Regions from separate parts of the Homo sapiens genome. Here region 1 is linked to region 2. The links are chromatin contacts, found by Hi-C or POLR2A ChIA-PET in ENCODE. All regions are on one chromosome and are shown on one strand. The core of a region is the stretch at or near the end of the contact, and the rest is flanking DNA. Distances in the headings are between cores, read along the strand shown.

What was found. A loop is a pair of places that touch in the nucleus more often than their neighbours do. ChIA-PET counts read pairs that join two places held with the same protein, here RNA polymerase II (POLR2A). Pooled maps may share reads with other maps.
Region 1: a pooled map shows a loop between it and region 2 (6-fold over the local background). The contact joins the promoter of RNF185 here to the promoter of PISD in region 2. A Hi-C loop is called at or near these places in 5 of 50 pooled maps. POLR2A ChIA-PET finds 5 or more read pairs at or near these places in 2 of 52 experiments (GM10248 and PC-9).

What each region holds. Positions count from the first base shown.
Region 1 is chr22:31,158,154-31,162,021 of GRCh38, forward strand. RNF185 (ring finger protein 185) reads left to right here and starts at 2,029. Exons shown (of 7, transcript NM_152267.4): 1 at 2,029-2,150. MIR3928 (microRNA 3928) reads right to left here and starts at 1,966; the gene lies at 1,909-1,966.
Region 2 is chr22:31,659,804-31,664,207 of GRCh38, forward strand. It overlaps PISD (phosphatidylserine decarboxylase), which reads right to left and starts at 2,412. Exons shown (of 8, transcript NM_001326411.2): 1 at 2,341-2,412. The coding sequence starts at 2,405. RefSeq lists enhancers at 1,144-2,037, 1,333-1,472, 1,446-2,645, 1,863-1,912, 2,153-2,452 and 1 more.

The DNA of each region.
Region 1 (3,868 bases), core at 779-3,278, 500 kb before region 2:
GTCTTGATCCATCATGGTCACATAGTGGCTTTGTTTGATGTTGATGTTCTGTGAAGTTTTTATGTTCAATAAGAGAACACACCAAGGTCTATTTGTGAGTGCCAGACCATCTCCTGGATGTCAGGGGCTGTTTTTCTCTTAGCGCTTGGTTTCAAATCCAGGTTTGTGTGACTGGAAACATCCCTTGTATTACTTCTTGATCACAGGAACTTGCAAAGGTGGCTGGCAGACTAGGACTTTCATCTATGAGCTTATTTCATCTACTATTTTTTATTTTTTTTTCTGAGATGGAGTTTCACTCTTGTCGCCCAGGCTGGAGTGCAATGGCACGATCTTGGCTCACTATAACCTCTGTCTCCTGGGTTCAGGCAATTCTCCAGCCTCAGCCTCCCAAGTAGCCGGGATTACAGGTGCCCGCCACCACGCCTGGCTAATTTTTGTATTTTTAGTAGAGATGAGTTTCACCATGTTGGCCAGGCTGGTCTCGAACTCCTAACCTCAGGTGATCTGCCTGCCTCGACCTCCCAAAGTGCTGGTATTATAGGCGTGAGCCACCGCGCCGGCCTTTATCTACTATGTTCACCTCCTACTCAGGTCCGATCCCTAACCGTTCCTGGGATAACTGTAGGTACTTAATAAATGCTTGTTGAATGAATGAAGATGGCTGTCAAGAACTCCAATGACTGCTTGAGTGCAAATCACAAGCTCCATCACCTATCAGTATGTGATTTGATACAATATGTATTAACAGCTAATCCACAATCCATATTCAAATTTCATTACTTGTCCCAATATTGTCCATTACAACTATTCCACCACCACCACTACCCCAGTCCAGGGTCCTATTTAGAATCACACACCACATTTTGTTGTCATGCTTCTTTAGTCTCCTTTAAACTGGAACAGTTCCTCAGCTTTTCTCTGTTTTTCATGACAATGAGTTATTTTGTAGACAGTGTCCTTCATTTGGGGTTCTCTAGCACTTCCTCATGAGATGTGTACGGTGCACTTTTGACAGAAATACCACAGATGTGTTCTCAGTGCATTTTATTAGGAGGCCCTTGATCTGACCCATTAACTAGTGGTGTTAACTTTGATCACTTTGATCTGTTTGTTCTGCTAGGTTAAACCTCTGTAACATCACCATTTTCCCTTTGTAATCAATAGCTAATTTATGGGAGACACTTTTGCTGTTGTAAACATCCCGTTTCTCTAGTTTTACCACACATTATTGATTTCCTAATTCCACCATGTTTATTAGCTAGCATTCTACTAAAAGGAAGACTTTCCCTTCACCCATTAATATGCTCACTTCTTTATGTTTGTAAAGACTCATGGATTACTATTTTATTCAATTAGTTATACTCTATTACTATCACTCCATATTTTGATTCTGAAATTGCCCTGACTTGGCCAGTAAGATCTCCTTAAAGACAGCTCCTGTGTTCTTTGACACATTCCCATGATTCTTATTACCATCATCCTTATATTCTGGTGTAACAAGATGTTCCAAGTTTATCTGGTACTTTCCGGAATGAGTTAGTTCTTTCTCTCTCTCTTTTTTTTTTTTTTTTTTGACGGAGTCTCACTCTGACGCCCAGGCTAGAGTGCAGTGGTGCGATCTCAGCTCACTGCAACCTCCGCCTCCCGGGTTCAAGCGATTATCCTGCCTCAGCCTCCCGAGTAGCTGGGATTACAGGTGTGCGCCACCACGACCGGCTACTTTTTGTATTTTGAGTACAGAGGGGTTTCACCATTTTGGCCAGGCTGGTCTCGAACTCCTGACCTCAAGTGATCCATCCGCCGCGGCCTCCCAAACTGCTGGAATTACAGGTGGGAGCCACCGCGCCCGGCCGGAATCAGTTTTTTTCTTTTAGGAGCCCCGAACCCAAAGCTCTTTGAAAAGCTGCCGAAGCTCCAAGGTTCCTCCGCTTCCTGCCCGCAGGCGGAACCTTAGAGCTTCAGCCATGGAAATTAACCTCTTCCGGTTGGGGCCGGAAGTCCCTCCGAGAGGGGCGGCTCCGCGTCATGTGACTGGAGTCCGCGTAGGAGGGGTCGGAGGTCTTACCCAACAGATTGACGCGGCGTTAGTATTGGCCGTGTACCCGAAAAACTGATTGACTGGGCTGGCGTTAACTGTGCGGAGGCAGGTATGTGAGGGGCTGGGGTTGGGGCGGGGGCGCCAAAGTTTAGGGACGGGGGCGGGAGACCCGGGTCCGCCTTCCCAGGACACACGGGCTTGAACATCTGAGCCCAGGGGCCCAGAGACAGCAAGACCGGTCGTGTCTGTCCCCGAAAAGAGGACGAGCTGGCGTTGTGGTTCTGCGTCCCATGAATACAGATTGGGGAAACTGAGGCCTTGCGAAAGAGAAGGGCTCCCACAAGCTCTCCTTTCGAGGCATGGGCACTGATTCCCATTCTATCCCCCGTGCGAGACCGCCTCTATCATCTGGGAGTGCATTTCACGAGTTTGCCCTGAGTGGAGAAGCAGAGGCCGGGGAGCGCGGTGAACAGAGTTGGGCTGAAAGTAAGAGACCTGGATTCGAGACTTCGCCACCGACAGACAATTGTGCGTTCTGGGCCAAATCTCTTCCCTGTGCTGGGCCTCAGTTTTCTCGTCTCTAAAACGGGGCAGTGTTTTTCAAAATATGGTTCTTACACCATCTGCTTTGTAATTCTCTGAGATGCCGGCTTTACAGCGCGGGACTCAATTCAGACTTCTGGTTTAGAATCTGAACTTATGCGTAGGGGGGTCCTGTATATACTAATGTTTGAAGCTCATTGATTTTAAGTGCTTTCCTGCTGTGAGCACTAGATATCCATTCTTCGCTTTGAGGCAGCTGGTGCCAGTTCAGGAACTTTGAAAGAACTGGAATGGTTAGCTCAGTAAAGAGAGCACTGGAAGGGAATTAACTTTTTAAAAATTGAAAATACTGTTACGGCAAAGAGGGCTTCCACTTCATCTTTAGGCTAAAAGAGGCAGAACTAGGACTAACAGGTGAATTCTACAGGAAGGCAAGATTTTTGCTTAATAGAAGAACTTAAATGGAAGAATCGTCAGAGGTGACCACCGATGGAGTGAATGGATTGCCTCCGTGCCTCCTTTCGAGGGAGGTATATAGGTATTAGATGAAGGTCCTTTCCAACTTGAAAGTCTGTGATTCCAAGGAGTTGTTCTGCATCTTTCTGGTGCTGACTCTGCTCTCAAGGCAAATGTGACTTTTTTCTTCTCTTTTGACACTTCCATCACTTTAGCCTACATCTCCTGTAAATAAGGCCAATGCATCTGACCTTACATAATCTCTTCCTGGTTGTCCTGTGCACCATCCTTCTTTTCAAGGACTTTGGAATGACCCAATATCTGATAGAGGCACCTTAAATGTTTATTGAATGAATAAGTAAACTGGGTCCCACCCCATGGGTTAGTAGCTTTTTTCTAAGAACAAGTTGGAAATGCCTCTGAAGATTTTATGTTTGACCAGGAGAAGCCAGTGAACTCTGAATCACAAAATTGAGGACTCTCAGTTGAAAGCACCCCTTGAGGTTGTTCAGACCAGCCTTCTCTTCCCTGGAACATAATCCCTGCTTGAATCCTCTCTTCAGCAATATGTGTATAGATGTGAGAGAATTTTTGCAGTCTGTTGGCTAGCTTTCCATGCATCATATAAAAACAGTCCTCTTATAGACTTGACTTGCCAGTTCACACACATGACAAGTTCCAGCTTTTTTTTTTTTTTTTTTGAGTATTTAGTAGAGATGGGGTTTCACCATGTTGGCCAGGCTGGTCTCGAACTCCTGACCTCAAGTGATCCGCCTGCCTCAGCCTCCCAAAGTGCTGGGATTTCAGGTGTAAGCCACTGTGCCTGGC
Region 2 (4,404 bases), core at 1,162-3,661:
GATCTCCTGACCTCATGATCCACCCACCTTGGCCTCCCAAAGTGCTGGGATTACAGGCATGCGCCACCGTGCCCGGCTTTGTTTTTTTTAATCAGCCAGCCTCCCAAACTACAGCAGGCTCAGAGAGACTCCCAAGGAATCTCTATTTCTAACAAGCATCCCAGCCCATTCAGCCCATTCTTTTATCAAATGAGTTTAGGAAACATGGCCCTAAATTATCACCCAAGATGTTATCTATCACCTGTCACACATCACCCAGTTATTGAAAAACTTACCTGAAATATAAGGTTTTCATTTACATGTCTCACAAATAGGCACTGGTTTACTAAAAACCCACAGAAATGTTATCTTTTTGGTTTGTGTATTAATATCATTTCTATCTTGATATAGAATACCTTTGAAAATTAAGGTTTCTTATTGTACCCAAATCTTCATCTCTCTCACCCACTGCATCTAAGTCTAGCCTTATCTATCTACACTGGTACTAAAACATAGCTTTTTTTCTTTCCCTTTTAATGATGGTGACTGAGGTACAGCCTCCTCTCATCATTTAAAAAAATTATTTTAGGTGGACTGCGATGGCTCACTTCTGTAATGCCAGCACTTAGAGAGGTGAAAGTGGGTGGATCACTTGAGCCCAGGAGTTCAACACCAGCCTGGGCAACATGGTGAAACCCTGTCTCCACCCCCACCCCCAAAAAAAATGCAGCTGGGCGGGGTGGCGTGCACCTGTGGTCCTAGCTACTCAGGAGGCTGAGGTGGAAGAACTGCTTGAGACCAGGAGGTGGAGGCTGCAGTGAGCCATCATCACACCACTGCACTCCCTCTTGGGCAACAGAGTGAGGCTCTGACTTCCAAAACAAATAACAACAACAAAAAACAATTTTTTAAGAGTCTCATTTTAGTCCTTTCAATTCGTGACACACTTTATTTATTTTTAATTTTTTTGAGACAGAGTCTCACTCTGTCGCCCAGGCTGGACTCCAGCGGCGCAGTCTTGGCTTATTGCAACCTCCGCCTCCCAGGTTCAAGCAATTCTCCTGCCTCAGCCTCCCAAGTAGCTGGGATTACAGGTGCCTGCCACCATGCCCGGCTAATTTTTGTATTTTTTAGTAGAGACAGGGTTTCACCACATTGGCCAGGCTGGTCTCGAACTCCTGACCTCAAGTGATCCACCCACCTTGGCCTACCAAAGTGCTGAGGTTACAGGCGTGAGCCACCGCGCCCAGCCTGTGACACACTTTAAATGAATTCAGGGTTGACTCATACACAGCACGCCTGGTAATAACATTGAAAACAAAGTCTCCTGCCCAAATTCTAACAGTTACCACCACAATGCAGAGCCCTCTCCTGAGAGATAATCATTTCTGTACAGTTAATGATGAAAGAGTGACGCTTTCATAACAAGACCAATGATGGTTTCTGTTCCCTCTCAGTCCAAATCCAGTGTCCGTCTCCTCCCAAAACAATAGGTTATCCTCTGATCAACGCTGACAAAATGAACCCTGTAGGAAACACACAAGTATGGCGCATCTCTCAAATCTTAGCTCTTTGAAATGACACCAGGCAGCCGACTCTGAATCACAGCTACATTTTAATCCATTTTCCGACACTCCAAATGCTCTAAGCTATTTTCTGTATAACCACTGCCCTCACGGCGGGCAGCCTGAGAGAAAGATCGTCGCGTGAGGGGGTACCTTGATGGGGGTCCGGGCTCTGCTACAAACTGGCTAGGTGAACTTGAGCAAATCCCTCCCTCTCTCGGAGCCTCAATCTCATTAACTCCAAAGAGAGACAGCTGGACTCAGAAGACCCCTCAAGTCTCCCACATTTCTAAGAATCTAACAGCTGGGGGTCACAAGGGTAACCAAGACTCTAGCCCCATAACATATTGTTTTGAGATTACCTAACCTAACCCTCTAGCTTCAAAGACTAAGATCCAGAAATGAAAGTTGCCTGACACTCAATCTAGTGTCCTTCCCACAGGACATCATTCCTTCTACGAAAACGAACACACGAGAAAATGGCATCTGAACATCTGAAAGCCCTGCCTCGACTCAAGAGACGGGCAGGTAGCCTATTTCATCTGATTTTTGTCCCTCGTGAACTTCCACCTAGCTGGAAAGGGCAAAGCGCGAGCTTCTAGGCCACACCCTAAGTAAATCCGGACCGCCCTACGCAGGAGCAGTCGCACCTGCTCCTAAGCTCGAGGTGAAGGTGGCTCCGTCTCCACCCGAGCTCGCCTCAGAGCGAGCCCGCGACACAGAAACATCTCTCTTCAGACCCCAGCTTGGTCCAGGTTGCCCCACGCCCCAAGGTAGTCTCTCCGCGCTGCTATACCTGCTCCGCCACGGCGCGACCCCGTGCAGTAATCCCAGACATCGGTGCCCCACGGACGTCGCCATCTTGTCTGCTCCTTCTCAGCGTGCCACGCCCCCTTCACACGCTGGGCGCACGCTTAAGGCGTCACGAGTCTCGAGTTCAGTGGGCCAATGAGAAAAGCGCGGGTTGGGGGCGGAGCCGACTAAGCTCCGCCCTGTGGCTACTCCCCACCTAACCCGCTTGGCACCTGCGGAGGTAGGGGAACTAGTGGAGCTGTAGGTTTCGCTAAACCTGGGCTTGGTCGCAGCACTGCCACTCCTCCTCCTTCCCTCTGGGTGCCTTTCCTCATGTACCTGGAAAATCTGAGTCATCCAAGATCCAAGAATGTCGTTTCAAGTGATCGAACTTGCTCATTTTACGGATGGGGAAACTGGGCATCCATGACTCAGCTCTCGTTTTTTAAGCGCCGGAGTGTGTTGTGAGCACTTTGCAAGCATGGTGTCATATCATTCTTATCTCCTACCGCTGTGCTGCCAGGGAGACCGGGGGCAAACGGTCTTGGATCACCTAGAAATGCAACCAGTCGTTAAATTCGGTGCCTGGTGCTTGCTCTTGAAAAGGTTCCTATCTTCAATTGTAAGAGGAAAACGAGTTTTCAATCATGTCTGCTACTTTTTACTGAGCACTGACTAGAGACTCGCAGCTAGGCCCGAGACATTATCCCCATTTTAAAGATGAGGTACCTGAGGCTCAGGAAGGTTAAGCAACATCTTCAAGGGTACATAAAGGGCATATGCCCAAAGACTATAAAATAGTGAAGCCAGAATTTGAACATACGTCTCTGACTCCAAAAACCATGTCCTAAACATCTTCTTCTTTTTTTTTTTTTTTTGAGACAGAGTCTCTCATTGTCGCCCAGGCTGGAGTGCAGTGGCGCGATCTCGATTCACTGCAAGCTCCGCCTCCCGGGTTGACGCCATTCTCCTGCCTCAGCCTCCCGAGTAGCTGGGACTACAGGCGCCCGCCACAACGCCCGGCTAATTTTTTTATATATATTTTTCGTAGAGACGGGGTTTCACCATGTTAGCCAGGATGGTCTCGATCTCCTGACCTCGTGATCCGCCCGCCTCGGCTTCTCAAAATGCTGGGATTACAAGCGTGAGCCACCGCACCTGGCCTAAACATTCTTCCTTTTAAGCCCTTTGTCAGAATCTGGCAGAATTTGGGTCCAACAACTGAAGGAATGCAGCCCTACTTTTTCATCTGCTAAGCTGATAATCACAGTTGCCTTCACCAGGCATTTGACAGGAGGAGGAATATGCTCCCTGGTCCCTGCAGGTATTTCTGTGTAGTTGGCTTAAGTTCAACTAGGGCATACTCAGCTCCTACAGAGAGCTTAAAAGGCACCAGGTTTGGTATTGGGGGGAAGAAACCTCCCTTTGTCATGGTTTTCAAAAGTCGGAAAAGAAAAAAACAAATGTATAGAATTGGTTTTGGCCGGGCGCAGTGGCTCACGCCTGCAATCCCCACTCACTGGGAGGCTGAGGTGGGAGGATAGCTTGAGCCAAGGAGTTGAGACCAGCCTGGGCCGGGCGCGGTGGCTCACGCCTGTAATCTCAGCACTTTGGGAGGCCGAGGTGGGCGGATCACGAGGTCAAGAGATTGAGACCATCCTGGCTAACACGATGAAACCCCATCTCTACTAAAAATACAAAAAAAATTAGCCGGGCGTGGTGGCGGGCGCCTGTAGTCCCAGCTACTCTGGAGGCTGAGGCAGGAGGATGGCGTGAACCCGGGAGGCGGACTTGCAGCGAGCCGAGATCGCGCCATTGCACTCCAGCCTGGGTGACAGAGTGAGACTCCGTCTCAAAAAAAAAAAAAAAAAAAAAAAGGAAGTAAAAAAGAGACCAGCCTGGACAACATAGTGAGACTCCATCTCTTTTTTTTTTTTTTTAAGAGGCTGGGCACCGTGGCTCACCCTATGATCCCAGCACTTTGGGAGGCCAAGGCGGGCGGATCACCTGAGGTCAGGAGTTCGAGACCAGCCTGGCCAACATGGTGAAACCCCATCTCTATTAAAAA